2 separate regions of the Homo sapiens genome follow, and region 1 is linked to region 2. Evidence: chromatin loops called from intact Hi-C (ENCODE). Cell type or tissue: transverse colon. All regions are shown on one strand. Links, peaks and the distances in the headings refer to the core of each region. The heading gives the core; the rest is flanking DNA.

Region 1 (8,341 bases), core at 54-8,053, 75 kb before region 2:
AGGAAACAAGATGTGCAAATTCTTCTTCCTGGTGGAGCTTGCGTTATGTAAGAGGGAGTCAGATAAAACAACTGAAGTAAATAACAAAACATGATAATTTCAGAAAATGATAAGGGATGTGACGAACTTAAAAAAGACTGGCAGGATAGAGAATGATGACATGAAGAAGGCACTCTGGATTGGGTGGACAGGAGAGACCTCTTGGATGGGGTGGTATTTGAGCTGGTACCTTAGTGTCGTGAAGGAACCAGGTCATTGAAAACTCGGCAAGTGAATCCCTTCTGATACAATGAAAAGCTCCTGAGCTGGGGAATTAGTTTATTTAGAGGGAGAAAAAAGCCCATTGAGTTTGTGGTCTGCCTTGGTCACCAGGGAACAGTGTAGGACACCTGGACAGAGTCAGAAAGATGACATAACATAGTTGAAAAACTCTTATTTCATCCCATTGCTGCATGGTGGCAAGGAAGAAAAATAAAACCTTGAAGGTCAGGCGCAGTGGCTCACGCCTGTAATCCCAGCACTTCGGGAGGCCAAGGCGGGCGGATCATCTGAGGTTGGGAGTTCGAGACCAGTCTGACCAACATGGAGAAACCCAGTCTCTACTAAAAATACATAATTAGCTAGGCATGGTGGTGCATGCCTGTAATCCCCGCTACTCAGGAAGGCTGAGGCAGGAGAATCGCTTGAACCCGGGAGGCGGAGGTTGCAGTGAGCTGAGATCGCACCACTGCACTCCAGCCTGGGCAACAAGAGCGAAACTCGGTCTCAAAAAAATAAAAAATAAAACCATGAATGTGAGAGGAGTATCCAAGAAATTGAGAGAAGGACTTTGAGAAGGGCTGAGTAATAAGTGAGGATCTAAAGAGAGACAAGGGTGTCCTTTGATGGTGTGGGTGTGAAGGAGATGGCTTGAAAAGACTTTTGAGGAAAACAAGCTTCTATGGTGGCCTGAGCCATACACGGAAAGAATTAGTTATATTAGATAGTAAAGTCTGTTTATGATCAGCACTTATTAATACTTAGAGGCCTGGCAATAGGTAAGGGCGGTAAGATGGCCTGGAATTTAGTTTAAATTTAGTTTAAATATGCATACATATTTAAACAGTGATTAACTATAGCCATGAATTAAAATCACCTGATGCTGAAAACGACCGCTGCCTGAACCGCATTCCAGATGAATTAAATTGGTATCTGTGGATAGTTGGGCCTAGGGTGATATGCGTAGTTCTGATGCGCACAATACTCCCAGCTGAGAATCATTACCCTAGAGCAGGTGTTAGCAACATTGACTGCACATTAGAATCACTTGGTTAAGCATCAAAAAATAACCCATGCCCAGGCCTCAACTTTGATCAGTTAAATCAGAATCTCTGGGGGAAGGGGACCTGAACCTTGGTATTTAAAAAACAAACAAACAAAAACACCGCCCCCCCCACCCCACCCTTGCCAGAGTTTCTCAGGTGATTCTAATGTGCTGCTAGGGAGAAACCCTGCCTGGGGCTGCCAAGATAGATGAAACAAGGTCTCTGTCTTCCGAGTTTACACTGTAATAGGAAAGACGTGAATAAATGCAGGGCAGTGAGCCACTCTTTGTAACATTAAAAATAAAAAGTGGAGGAGCATTAGAGGAGAGAGGGAGTTATTTTGTAACTGAGGGATGGAGCAGGGTGGCCAACTCATCCAGGCTTGTTGGGAATTTTTCTGGTTTTAGAACTGAAATTGTAAGTTCTAGGAAACCTCTCAGTCTCATGCAAACCAGAGTGATTGGTCACTCTAGTTGGTGGTATGAGTTTCTGATGGGAGTTTTGAATGGTAAAGGGCCTACCAAGTGGGCTGTATGGAAGTGCAGGGGAAGGTCGAGATGGATCCATTTCAGGCAGCGACGACGACTTGCAAAAAGGTCTGCATGGATCAGGGCTTGGAAGCACAAGGAGCTTAGTTCTCTGGTGTGAAGGCTGTGAAGTGGGGTCGGAAGATGAGTCTGGAGAGGTAGCTCTAGGTCATGAATGGACTTTCTTATATGTCCGGAAGCTTTGTGTTTCATCCTGAGGGCATCATGGGAGTCATTGATAATGTTGAAGCAGGTGGTAGGAGAACATAGTTGTGCTCTTCCCTGAATTTGGCTGTTCATTTTAAAAAGATCCCTGGAGGAGGCTCTGGGGTCAGATGCTTATTTCCTTCCAGCACCATGGACTCATTCTGGGACCAACTCATTTAACCCCTCTCTATATGCCAGACTCATTAGGGAAACACAGGGGTCACAGTTTTCCCAGGGCAACATTCAGATGAAAGCAGTTTTTATCTCTTGTGAGAATTCTTTGGATGAAACAGCTTAGGAAGTTGCCCAGTATTCAGACATCAGATTTTGTGAGGCTCTGAAGCCCATCTGGGCTTTGCCACACAACCCTAACAAGTTCATCAAGTTGAGTCTCGCGACAGCAACTCTAAAGAACAGAGCTTGTCCTCTAACCCAGATGATGTGGAGATTAATGAAGTTTAGTTTGAAAGAGTTTTGCACTCTTGGAGGGAATTTCTCACATAGATGTTTCTGCTATTGTAGAAATAATAGTGGCATCACAGCCAAATAAAACATAACTAATTTTCCCAAGTCAGTGTGTTTCCTTGCTGGAAAAGACCACACCAATGACAATCCCATTTTAATAGTTGAAGTATTCTGATGCAACATTAACCTTTGGTGGATTATAACATTTTGATATCACTATTTCATCAACATTTTTCTAATCCCTCTCCATACACTAATCCATTTAATTGAATGGGTCTTAGATAACATTTCATGTTAACTTTTACCTCATCTTCCTCACTCTCCCCTAATTTTAAAAGAAACAAAGAAACAGCCTACCGAGTCTGATATGGTTTAGCTGTGTAACTATCCAAATCTCATCTTGAATTGTTGTTCCCATAATCCCCATGTGTGGTGGAAGGGGCCCAGCTGGAGGTAATTGAATCATGGGGGTCAGGTTTTTCCTGTGCTGTTCTCGCGATGGTGAATAAGTCTCAAGAGATCTGATGGTTTTATAAAGGGCAGTTCCCCCACACACGCTCTTTTCCCTGCTTCCAGGGAAGGTGTGCCTTTGCTCCTCCTTCGCATTCTGCCATGATTATGAGGCTTCCCCAGCCATGTGAAACCGTGAGTCCATTAAAACTCTTTTTCTTTACAAATCATCCAGTCTTGGGCATGTCTTTATTAGCAGTGTGAGAATGAGTCAATGCAGAGTCCTTAGTTCACAACATCACAAAGAACAAAAAGAGGAATAATAAAAATAAGTAAACAATAAAAATAAACCACAAACATTAGTCCCTGAAAGTGATGTATCTACATAAAGTATGTGGAATGTGTCAGTATGGGAGATTTGCCTCTTCTCTCCCATTTATTCATTTAGTCAACCATTTACTTACATTAATTTGGACACCTGGATATTCATTTTATACTTTGGATTATAATCCAATACTATATTATTTATTTTCTTGCCCAGAATATTCCATATTGTTCAATGAGGGAGCTTTTTCAGTTGCTTCTTGTGTGCCTTTGACCTGCTCCATTCTTTTGTTTTTTGAATCCTTACTTACTGGCCTAACAAGGTGTTCCAGGCACATTTGTATATTCCCTGTGCCAGCCCTAGAATTAGCCCACTTCTTAAGCTGGAGAAGGGCATTAGAAAACAAAATCAGGGTGCTGGCATGTCACCTTTGTTTTTGAGAGTTGTCCTTAGGCTGAAAATATGACAATTTTGTCTGTATCTGGAATGCTGAGTTACTGTTAACTCTGCTTTGCAAATTTTACTGAAAGCAAATTCTCTTTAGCTTTTTGGATGCATGCAGTACCATCCTTAAATTCAGCTATAAAACTTACACACTGTTTTCAGGAGCTACCAGTCATGTGTTTGAGATTTGATTTTGACTTTGTAGTTCTTCGTCCTATTCTTCATGTTCTGGTGGATTTTCCAGAGTTTCCTATGTATGCCTTGCTCTGTTTTTGGTTTGTCCTATAAGCCACTCGGCACTTCCTTCTCACACCTGAGCTTAGTGAAGATAATAGCTAAGGGAGGCCTTGGCCCGCTATGATGTCCCAGTACCTAAAGTACTATTTGGCATAGAGTGAGCACTCAATACCTATTTGTCAAGTGAAGGAATTAATGAATACATTCTGATAATAGGATTTATGCAAGATACTATTGATCAGCAATAGCTTAACATGATATTCTTTTGAGGTCTAAATTGGTGAAAACCGCAGATGAGATCCATGGTGATACTATGTTAAAGTGATGACAGCTGTCTGGGTTGATTAATCCCACCAATCGTGCAGTCACCTAATCACCTTAGAAGACCTTTGGGTTAGAGGGGACATTAAAAGTCTTTAAGCCCATTATTGTATCTTCTCCATCTGATGCTCAGCTTTTCTGTGATTTAGAACGATTGATTCTTCACCTAAGGTGCTGAACACAGTCCGAGGAAGGTGGTGTCAGTGGAAGGAGCCAGGAGGTTTTATGGCACGGTGGGCAGAGAGAGGGACACATTTTTGTCTTGTGATGAATCATCAAGAAAAATGGACTGAAGTGAACATTTATTAAATGCCTAATATGAGCCAGACACTGTGATAGGTCACATTCTCCTCTTCCTCCTTTTTGCATTCTTTTTCTTCTTTTCGCTCCCCTTCCTCTTTTCCTTTCCCTTCCCCTCCTTTTTCTCTGCTTTTCCATATAACCATTTATCCATTGACCCTGCTCTTCTCTCCATCGCCTCTCTCCATCACCTGTTTTTCATTATCCAGTTTAATAATACTATGTGAGCTTCCTACTCCCTGTCTAGCTTGTAAGAAACTTGGCAATTATCACTCTGTCCTAACAACAAATAGAAAGCTGAACAAGCCAAACAATAAAAAATTATTCTTAAAAATTATCAGAGAAGTCAGGTCACAGGGCAATCATTGTTCCCCAAAATTGGAGAGACAGACAGATGAACACAGAAAGTCACAACTTACCAGAGCAGGAACCTCTTTGGGAACCAGAGCCAAATAAAGAAAATCTGAACCATAATGGAGAAATTGCTGGAGGCTCAGAGTGCAAGTGCCTGAGGGGTTCTTCCTGCCCACTGCACAAATAAAGATCATGGCATTGCAGTAAAGAAAGTTTAATTGACACAAAGGCGGCTGTGCCACATGGAAGACGGAATTATTACTCAAATCAGTCACATCTTAGGTTGGTAGATTAGTTTTCCAAAGGCAGTTTGGGGAAGGGGTGGAGGTGGCCAGCTAATGGGTGCTTGCTGCTGATTGTTTGGGGTGGAGATAAAATTGTAGGAGGCTGAAGCTGTCCTCTTGAGCTGAATCACTCCTGGATGGGGTTACAGGAGTGGTAGAGCCAACAGTCCAGGTGGAGCTATGGGGGTCAGACATGCAGAAAACCTGAAAAGACATCTCAAAAGGCCAGTCTCCAATAGTGAAGCTGCTTCTTTCACAAGAGAGACCAGTCCACAGCTTACGACTTCAGGCTTCTCTCCTTCCCCTGGTCAGATGGTCTCTCATTAGTTTACAAAGGTGGTTGAGTTTTGGGGAAGGGCTATTATCATTTAAACTATGACCTAAATGTCTTCCAAACTTATCTCTGCACAAAAGCCCAGGAATAATTAAGGGAAAGGAAAGATGGGGTGTGGGTTAGATCAGATCTCTTTTACTGCCATAATTTTCTCACTGATATAATCTTTGCAAAGGCAGTTTCAAGAGTAAACAAGCCTGGGAGTAAAAAACTCCAGGGGACCCACTCGCACTCATGGCCCACAGTTATCTGCACTTAACCTTCAAGGGCTAAACCAGGTTCTCATAGTGAATATCAGAGAAAAATCCTCTCATGTTTCCAGCAGAGGAAGGGAAAATGTAGTCATTTTGAAATACACTAGAGCACTTGATTCTTCTTAACAAGGCCTGTCATTAAAAAAAACTGTTTTACCAGAGCCTAAACTATTGGAGTTTTATAGAGCCTAACTGACCTGGGGGAATGGAGATACTCAACTCCAGCCCACTCTAGGTATCCTGTCTTAAGAGCTTAGTGTGGGACTAAGAAGCACATGCAAAAATGTCCAGAGGTACAGATTCATCAAAAGACTAAGATCTGATCATAGGACTATATAATGCATTTGCTGCCCACCACACTGCTAAAGGCATATTTACCACAATTCCCTTTACCCAGTGTATCGTATCCAACTAGAAAGAAAACAATTGCAAGACATACTTAAAACCACAATATAAAGAGAAGGAGCAAACATTAGAGCCAGACTCAGGTATGGCAGAGGTGTTGGTATACTGTGTGAGGTACCAGACATCAACCCATTTACATCCTATGTAATCCTTACAACCTCAGGAACTAAGTATGATTTTAGTCATTTTACGGATAAAACATCTGAGGCTCTGAGAGGTTAAGTAAACTGTTAAAGGTCCCACAGCTTCTAAGGGCAGGTATAGAGGTCATCAAGACACACACCATGTGGTCCAGGGAAAGCCTTTGTAATGATGCTTACCTGCTACAGTTGTGCCTTCCAGTATGGAAGCCACTAGACATTGGTGGCTATTTAAATGTAAATTAATTAAAATTAAGGTTAAATTAATTATAATTAAATTAATTTTATTTCCTCATTTGCATGAGCCAGGATTCATGAGCTCAATGGCTGGTTGGGCTAGTAGTGATTATATTAGACTGAGCAGATATAGAATAGTTCCACTACTGCAGAAATGTCTATTGGGTAGTGCTATTTAGAGTATTAATTAGTAGACCAGGAAACAACCTCCTTCACACCCAAGTTGAAAAGCACTTGGGCTGCAGATCAACTTCTATTTGTTACTTTCTTCCCACATTTAAGTCAAAGTTCCTGGCTCAACATCTTCTCTTATTAGTATAACTGGACACCCCCCAGAGGAAGATGTACATATTACCAGTAATTGACATGGTCTCCCACTGGTGGCCAGGTAGTGCCTTCCTGTTTAAGCAAAAAGCAGCTGATGCAGGTTTCTCTCTCTCTTCCTTCAGCAACAACTTAGAGTGGATGCATTCTGCTTTTTTATTCTTGTCTCGAAATTTATTTTTGTTAGTTTTGCAATATTGTAGCTTATCCAATTTACGTCTGCCCTTCAAAGGCTTATATTCTTATTTTTTCTCTGTAGTCTCTAATTTGATCTGGGACTAATGTCAAATCTTTTTTCTACAGCTCTGGTACATACTTCTTATAAACAGACATCACCCCCATTTGAAAATTGAGACAAGAGTGTGCCTTCTTGGATAATGTAGATAAAGGTTGCTTTTGTAATTGTTAGACTCAAAGTTGTTTTTTTTTTTTTTTTTTTTTTTAATACAGAGTCTCACTCTGTTGCCCAGGCTGGAGTGCAGTGGTGTGATCTTGACTCACTGCAACCTCCACCTCCTGGTTCGAGCGATTCTCCTGCCTCAGCCTCCTGTGTAGCTGGGATTACAAGCTTGTACCACCATGCTTGGAAAATTGTTGTGTTGTTAGTAGAGATGGGGTTTCATCATGTTGGCCAGGCTGGTTTCAAACTCTTGACCTCAAGTGATCCACCTGTCTCGGTCTCCCAAAGTGCTGGGATTACAGGCATGAGCCACCGCACCCAGCCACAAAGCTATCTTTTAAGAAGATGCTCAGTTCCTGAGTAAGAGCTTGTGTAAACCTGGGGGTTATTGAGACAGCCAATGGAACTCTCAACTCCTCTCTGACTTTCTAAATAAAAGCCTTTCACAACACAGCTGTCCCTTTGGGAGAGTAAGTAGAGGGAGGGAAAAAAACCATATATGGGGTTTGTGTGTGTGGTCGTGTCTCCAAGAAACAGATAGGGAGCAACAGGCTGTGTGCCTTGCTCTCGATTTGCTGTTATTCTTGCTTTTTTTTTTTTTTTTTTTGAGACCGAGTCTCACCCTGTCGCCCAGGCTGGAGTGCAGTCGAGCCATCTCGGCTCACCGCAACCTGTGCCTCCTGGGTTCAAGCGATTCTCCTGCCTGGCTCACCGCAACCTGTGTCTCCCGGGTTCAAGCGATTCTCCTGCCTCAGCCTCCTGAGTAACTGGGATTACAGGCGTGCGCCACCATGCCTGGCTAATTTTTTGTATCTTTAGTAGAGATGGGATTTCACCATGTTGGCCAGGCTGGTCTCAAACCCCTGACCTGGTGATCTGCCTGCCTCAGCCTTCCAAAGTGCTGGGATTACAGGCGTGAGCTACGGCGCCCAGCCTATCCTTGCTTTTTATATTTTATTTTAACTATCTTTGGGACAAGAAAACTGTGTGTTTTCCCAGGGAATGTTAGCACAGTGGAGAGTGGTCAGT
Region 2 (8,341 bases), core at 231-8,230:
TAACAGGGAGAAGCGCTGTGACAGCAGCGATGTGGCTCCATAACTGAGTGCAACAGAGCAGCACCGACATCGCGGATAGTCTACTTGTCACAGTCTGTTCTCTGGAGGCATCCACAGAACCAGATAACTGAGGTGAGGCTAAGACCTCTGGCCATGCCAAACAAGTGGACCACAGGAGCCTCTGGGGCAGACAGCAGCAACATCTACCAGTAGGAAACCCAGAGACTGGACTAGATATACATCTCAAAAGACATTCCATAGCACTCACCCAGAAATCAGCTGTCCTGCTGTGGAAAGCACACCAAAAAGAGACGGAGGCAAGGTAGAACTCCTCTACCAATACAAAATAGCTAAAAACTTTCTCCTACTTTCAGTTGCCATCTTGGTAAGGAGGCAATAGAAAAAATGTCTTCAAGAAATATTTACAGCACAGAGACTGACTTACTACATAGAAAGAAGAGGGATATATTCACAATTAGCAGTTTAGGTCAACCTCTATACTTCTGTTGGGTGAGGATACTTGAGGAAGATGATCATAGAAAAATAAAGATGTGTCCATTCATTCATTTATTAATTCACTCTTTAGCCTTTGTAAATTTGGTATAATTTAGCCTTTGTAAGTTTGGTAAATTTGAAATGCTCTGGCACAGGCTTGTATGTGGCCTTTGGATTATATATATATATATATTTATATATATGTATATATATTTATATATTTATATATATTTATATATATATTTATATATATATTTATATATTTATATATATTTATATATATATTTATTTATATATTTATATATTTATTTATATATTTATATATTTATATATTTATATATATATTTATATATATTTTTTATTTTTATTTTTTGCAGATCAAAATAGCAGTACCCTTTTACATTTTTCTGAGGGTATCCAGATAGTTTTGTCTATTAGCCACTAATTGGAAAACAAGCCTGCTCTAAGATAAGAATCAGTGAAGTCTTGTGAAGGGGAGCTAAGATAAAGGTATTTTGTGTGCTGCCTTGCATGGCATGAATTGGACCTTCAACTCTTTAGAGAGAGGAGAGGCAAAGTAAGGTGGCAGTTCACAAAGAAGACCTAAAAATGGGGCCTCTTTGCTCGGCAAGTAAGAGTGGAGTAGATTCTGAAGAACCAAGGTAAGTTGGGAATGGTGATGAGGGTGTGTTTGACATCAGAAACCAAGACTGGTGACCCCATACAGCGGGGAGTAGGGTCCACAGGGCTGGACTGGTGGGAGACTACAGAACACAAGGAACATTTGGTTCTCTGGGTGCCTGGTGTGAGCCTGGGATATGGAAATGCACCAGAAACAATGCTTTTTTTAGGGAGATTTTCAATTTTGTGAGTAATCTACAAATTTAATATTTGTACCTTCTATTCTATTGATTAATCCCCCATGATAAACTTGTGGTTCATGTGCTTGCGAGCAGAGAGCTCCAAGATAACCTGGTAGATTTTATTTTCCCAGCTCAGCTTGGTCATGCAAATTGAAATGTAAAAATCTCTTTTGAAAAGCAACGCATTTAAAATGTCCATAACCTTAGAAAATAGTTTCAATTCAAAATATTAAACCGTTGATACGTCATTACCACTGAGCAGCCCAAAGAAATCCTGACAGATGCACCATTTGAATCCATAAGAACTAAATATTAGACTGCCTAGGACTCATGGGTCTACTTTTTGAAATCCACCTTATGGTTACAATACAAATTGAGATGAAAGATGATAATATCTAGGTTATAACATTATTAATAATACAGAAAAAAATGGAATGGAAACAATCTATTAGGTCATACACACATACATATCCACTATTTACATATACAGTATATATTTGCATGTTAATATATGTGTGTATACATATATATGTGTATGTATTTATATGTACATTTATGCATATTTGAAAATATACATTTTCACATACAGGCATGTAACATGTATATGTATGTATATGGTATTTTTGTGTGTATCTATATCCATCTCTATATATGTTGCATGTATGGACACATAGAGGCCAGAAAAAAATATATCAGAATGTTAATAATAAGCTGGAATTATGACTAATTTTTGTTTTTGTTATACTTGTCTTTTTAAAATCTCAATTAAAATATTAAGCAAGCAATAACTTTATAATATAAACAATAACAACAAAGGTGATTTCTTAAATGCAGAATATCATGGTAGAGGTTTTTTTCAATTCACAGTTGTATCAACAGTGTAAATGTGGGAAACAAATATACCAGCAAACTCAGATCCAAAACTGAACCATTCATAGTGAGCAGCATAGCCTGGAATATGTCTCAACCTTTTTATCTCCTAACCCAAAGCACATCATTGTGCTGATAAAGTCAAGACATTATGAATATCAAGGAGTGAAGCAGTGAGGGCTAGGAGCCATAAATAGAAAGGGAGAAGAGAACAATCACCAAACTCTGACTGTGTGCTCTCACCGCATTGCATAGGAGAGTTCCATTTGTCCACTTGTTCTATCCTTACAAATACCGGGGAAACAGACATTTTCCATAAGAGGGCCCTGGTGCTCAGAGTGGAGCAATAAAGTGTCCAAGGTCATGCCGCACAGTAACTGGCAGAGATTTTTCTTTTTTTTCTTTCTCTTTTTGTTTTGAGACAGAGTCTCGCTCCGTTGCCCAGGCTGGAGTGCTGTGGCATGATCTCGGCCTGGGTTCAAGTGATTCTCCTGCCTCAGCCTCCCGAGTAGCTGGTACTAGAGACGTGTGCCACCACTCTTGGCTAATTTTTGTATTTTTAGTAGAGACAGGGTTTCACTATGTTGGCCAGGCTGGTCAAACTCCTGACCTCGTGATCCTCCCGCCTCGGCCTCCCAAAGCGTTGAGATTACCGGTGTGAGCCACCGCGCCCCGGCGAGGTTTTTCTTTTGTTCCATTTAACTTGGGACAGTAAAGAGAGGGAATAGTAGACATGCTTCCTGTTTTGGTGCAATGGGAGAGAATTTACACCAATTGTGTGCATTAGCTTTTCTTCTCTTTTAACGTCCTTGGAATCATTTGTCTCCTTCTCTGATTCCAAAACTCTGTTCTGTCTAAAAAAAAAAAAAAAAAAGTTAGAATATAATGCATTGATGTTCTAACACATTTATGTATGAATTTTTACTCATCTGAGAATGAAATAAGAAAAATGCATTTATTGTAGAAAATAATTTTCTATGCTTGGCATGCGACTTATTGAGTCCAGTTAAATTTTAACTGAGACATACATGTGAAATAAATGTATATCTTTTAAAATCAGTTTTCCTCTTGATCTGATTAAATTATTTATTAAATATCTAATGGTTAGCAACTTGGATACTCAAAAGATTCACTTATTTTAAGCTCTAAAATTTATCTGCCTGGATTTTATTTTGAATACCTTGTTTTTTCTAATGCCATTTCCCTAATATCAACGCTGAACTAAAACTAAAGATAGCAAGGGGGTAAGAACTCAGAATAGCAGGAACTGAGAAGATCAGTGTAATCAGCAAATTAGGGCTATGTACAAATCATGCATTTGGCATCTTGGGAGCAGCAAGGGCCACGCCATGTGGAGAAGAGAACACTCAACGTTGATCACTTTGATTAGCATTAACATTGATCGCATAATTCAGTTACCTCCAGGATGTTTCATGTTGCTAATAAATAAAAGATGACACTCTTTAAGAATGATGGCTTCTATAGTACCGTGGCCAGAGACGGCTGAAATGTGGGGTGGAGGTTTTATTTATTTCACCTGCATTTTTGTTGTTGTTTTTAATGCTGCTATGGCTAGGAAACCCAGATAGAGCTGTTTCTCAAAAAAGGGAAGCAATACTGTAGCTGATGTTCTCAGGGAGATTTATGCAGCAACCAGCTTCACCTTCAGACCCAACTCCTCCTCTTTTCCTGGGCTTTCTTCTCCTATTTGACTGGGCTCCTCCAGCAAACCAATGTCCTGATTTTTGCCTGTTCTAGGTCATCTTGGACAGCGTTTCATACTCCATACCTTTGTAGACTTCCTCCTCCTCATAGCAAATGCAACCCTCATCCACAGTACTTTATAGGTTCTAATTGCTTGTTATACACAATATATACCAGAATCTCTTTTTCTCCCTGTCTTTATCTCTTCTTTCTCTCTCCATAAGGTTCAAAGGCCTTAAGAAATGTTTCCAAGTTCCTAAGTCACAAGGATTTGTCACAAGGTCAAATTGTCTGCTGCCTTAAACCTTTCTCTTTATACTACACCTTACTATTCTAACTCCTTTACTTTCTCATTTTCATGAACTAACTAGCATTACAGTGGTCATAGTTGATAAACATTACAAAGAAGCACAAAACCTCAGTACTAAAAGTCAATATCTAGCAGGCTAATCTGATAGCAATCGAGTGAGTAAATAGAGCTTTCAGAATCCATGCCAAGGTAGCCGGGTGCGGTGCTCGCACCTGTAATCCCAGCTCTTTGGGAGGTCGAGCGGGGTGGATCACTTGAGGTCAGGAGTTTGAGACCAGCCTGGCCAACATGGGGAAACTCCATCTCTACTAAAAATACAAAAATGAGCTGGGTGTGATGGCAGGCTCCTGTATTCTCAGCTACTCGGGAGGCTGAGGCAGGAGAATCACCTGAACCCAGGAGGCAGAGGTTTCAGTGAGCCGAGATTGTGCCACTGCACTTCAGCCTGGGCAACAGAATGAGACTCCGTCTTAAAAAAAAAAAAAAAAAAAAGGTAGAAGAATCCAGACCAAGTTCAGGTTCCTTGGATACTCTAGTGAGGAGGAGCTCATTTCTTCTACTTCCATCTTTCTATTATCTTTTAAATTAGCTTTTGGTAGCAAGTTGAAATTTATTCCCAGAAACTTCTACTTTTTGATTCTAGCTCTGGGTATGAAGTCAAATAATAATATTAACTAACATATACATTGCTTACCTAAGTCTGTGTTCATTCCAAATACTTTAAGCACATAAACATTAAGGTAGTCTACTGAAAGGTTGCAATAAGTTCATTTTAAGATGGAGAATCTGAGGCTACAGAGAGGTAGTTGCTGAGAAGTAGTGAGCTAAATTTACAACCGAGTATATCTCCTTAGCTGACACACTTAGCCAACAATCACCACTGTCTTGTGGCCACTTTTAACGTGCTAGACCTAACAGAAACCTACTTAAAAAACTTTTAAGTTTGGAGTACACATACAGGTTTGTTATGTAGGTAAACTTGTGTCATGGGGATTTGTTGTACAGATTATTTTGTCACCCAGGTATTAAGCCTAGTACCCATTAGTTACTTTTTCCTGATCCTCTCTCTCCTCCCACACTTCACCCTCTGATAGTCTCCAATGTCTGTTGTTCCCCTTTTTGTGTCCACGTGTTCTTATCATTTACCCCCCATTTATAAATGTGAACATGCAGTATTTGGTTTTCTGTTCCTAAGTTAGTTTGCTAAGAATACTGGCCTCCAGCTCCATCCATGTTTCTGCAAAGAACATGATTTCTTGTTTTTCATGGCTGCATAGTGTGTATGTTCCACATTTTCTTTACCTACTCTACCACTGATGGACATTTAGGTTGATTTCATGTCTTTGCTAATGTGAATAGTGCTGCAATGAGCATATGCGTGCCTGTGTCTGTATGACAGAAGAATTTATATTCTTTAGGTATATACCCAGTAATAGGAGTGCTGGGTCGAATGGTACTTCTCTTATTAGGCCTTTGAGGAACCATTTTCCACAATGGTTGAATTAATTTACACTCCCACTGACAGTGTATAAGCATTCCTTTTTCTCTGCAACCTTGACAGCGTCTGTTATTTTTTGACTTTTTAATAATCACCATTCTGACTGATGTTAGATGGTATCTCATTGTGGATTTGATTTACATTTCTCTAGTGATCAGTGATGCTGAGCTTTTTTTCCATATGCTGTTGGCCACATGTATGTCTTCTTTTGAAAAGTGTCTGTTCATATCCTTTGCCCACTATTTAATGGGTTACCTAATTTTTTTTATAAATTTGTTTAAATTCCTTATAGTTGCTGGATATTAGACCTTTGTCAGATGCAATTTGCAAAAAAATTCTCTCATTCTGCAGGTTGTCTGTTTACTCTGTTGCTAGTTTCTATTGCTGTGCAGAAAGTCTTTAGTTTAATCAGATCCCATTTGTCAATTCTTGCTTTTGTTGCAATTATTTTGGCATCTTTTTCATGAAATCTTTGCCTGTTCCTATGTCCAGAATGCTATTGCCTAGATTGTCTTCCAGAATCTTTATGGGTTTGGGTTTTACATTTAAGTCTTTAATCCATCTTTAGTTAATTTTTGTATATGGTGTAAGGAAGGGGTCCAGCTTTAATGTTCTGCATATGGCTAGCCAGTTATCCCAGCAAATTTATGGAATAGGGAATCCTTTCTCCATTGCTTGTTTTTATCAACTTTGTTGAAGATAAGATGGTCGTAGGTGTGTAGTCTTATTTCTGCATTCTCTATCATGTTCCATTTGTGTCTGTTTTTCTATCAGTACCATGCTGTTTTGTTAACTGTAGCCTTGTATTAGAGTTTGAAGTTGGGCAGAGACTTTGAATTTTATCCTGAGATTTTTTTTTTCATCTATTGTGATGATCACGTATTTTTAGTTCTGTTCATGTGTTGAATCACATGTATTGATTTTCATATATGTTGAACCAACCTTGCATCCCAGGGATAAAGTGTACTTACATGATGATGATGGACTAGCTTTTTGGATTTTTGGTGTGCTGCTGGATTCAGTTTGCTAATATTTTGTCGATAAATTTGTGTCTATGTTTATCAAGGATATTGGCTTAAAGTGTGCTTTTTTGTTGTCTTGCCAGGTTTTGATATCAGTATGATGCTCGTTTCATAGAATTATTAAGGGATGAATCCTTTCTCAATTTTGTGGGAGTAATTTCAGTAAGAATGATATGAGCTATTCTTTATACATCTGATAGAATTAGACTGTGAATCCGTCTGGTTGTGGACTTTTTCTGGTTGGTAGGTTTTTGCTACTGATTCAATTTAGGAACTCATTATTGGTCTATTCAGGAATTCAATTTCTCCTTGGTTTCATCTTGAAAGTTTGTATATTTCCAGGAATTTTTTCCATTTCTTCTATGTTTTCTAGTTTGTATGCATAGAGGTATGCATGGTAGTCTTTAAGTGAGGTTTTTTTGTATTTCTGTGGGATCATTGGTAATGTCCCCTTTGTCATTTCTAATTTTGTGTTTATTTAGATCTTCTCTCTTTCCTTTATCATTCTAGCTAGCGGTCCATCAATCTTATTTACATTTTCCAAAAACTAACTACTGGATTCATTGATTTTTTTTAAAATTTCCATAGTTTTTAGGGAGCAAGTTGTGTTTGGTTGCCTAGAAAAGTTCTTTAGTAGTGATTTCTGAGATTTTGGTGGACCTTTCACCTGAGCAGTGTACACTGTACCCAATGTGTAGCCTATTATCCCTCAACCCCTCTCACCCTTCCCCCTGAGTCCCCAAAGTCCATTATATTATTCTTATGCCTTTGAGTTCTCATAGCTTGGCTACAACTTATAAGTAAGAATATATGATGTTTGGTTTTCCATTCCTGAGTTACTTCACTTAGAATAATCATCTCCAACTCCATCCAGGTTGATGCAAATGTCACTATTTCATTTTTTTTAATGACTGAATAGTATTCTATGATATACTTCACATTTTCCTTGTGCACTCATTGGTTTATGGGCATTTAGGGTGGTTTCATATTTTTGCAATTGTGGATTGTGCTGCTATAAACATGCGTGTGCAAGTGTCTTTTCATATAATGACCTCTTTTCCTCTGGGTAGATACTCAGTTGTGGGATTGCTGGGTAAAATGGTAAATCTACTTTTAATTCTTTAAGGAATCTTCTTACCGTTTTCCATAGTGGTTGTATTAGTTTACATTCCCACCAGCAGTGTAAAAGTGTTCCCTTTCACCACATCCATGCCAGCATGTATTATTTTTTGATTTTTTTAAATTATGGCCATTCTTCCAGGAGTAAAGTGGTATCTCTTTGTGGTTTTGATTTGCATTTCCTTGTTAAATAGTGATGTTGAGCAGTGTTTCACATGTTGTTGGCCATTTGGATATCTTATTTTGAGAATTGTCTATTTATGTCCTTTGCCCACTTTTTGATGGGATTATTTCTTTCTTGCTTGCTGATTTGTTTGAGTTCCTCATAGATTCTGGATATTAGTCCTTTGTTGAATGCATAGTTTGTAAAGATTTTCTCCCATTCTATGAGTTGTCTGTTTACTTTGCTGATTATTTCTTTTGCTTTGCAAAAGTGTTTTAGTTTAATTAGGTTTATCTA

The links. Peaks named below come from ENCODE experiments on the same cell type or tissue, not always from the same donor. Only the 100,000 strongest peaks of a DNase experiment are listed, where the experiment ranks them.
Region 1: a loop joins it to region 2, with 12 times the contacts of the local background. A loop is called at or near these places in 1 of 110 quality-filtered maps.

The regions. Positions count from the first base shown.
Region 1 is chr4:23,124,099-23,132,439 of GRCh38, forward strand. All of the region lies in intron 12 of LOC105374524 (a long non-coding RNA gene), which reads left to right. Among named protein-coding and RNA genes, the nearest start is that of ADGRA3, 610 kb to the left of the region's middle. In transverse colon, for the core only: no CTCF peak of the experiment used is centred there; no DNase peak of the experiment used is centred there.
Region 2 is chr4:23,198,568-23,206,908 of GRCh38, forward strand. The region is part of intron 13 of LOC105374524 (a long non-coding RNA gene); the gene reads left to right. Among named protein-coding and RNA genes, the nearest start is that of PPARGC1A-AS1, 570 kb to the right of the region's middle. In transverse colon, for the core only: no CTCF peak of the experiment used is centred there; a DNase peak (open chromatin) is centred at 4,454; H3K27ac peaks cover 417 bases.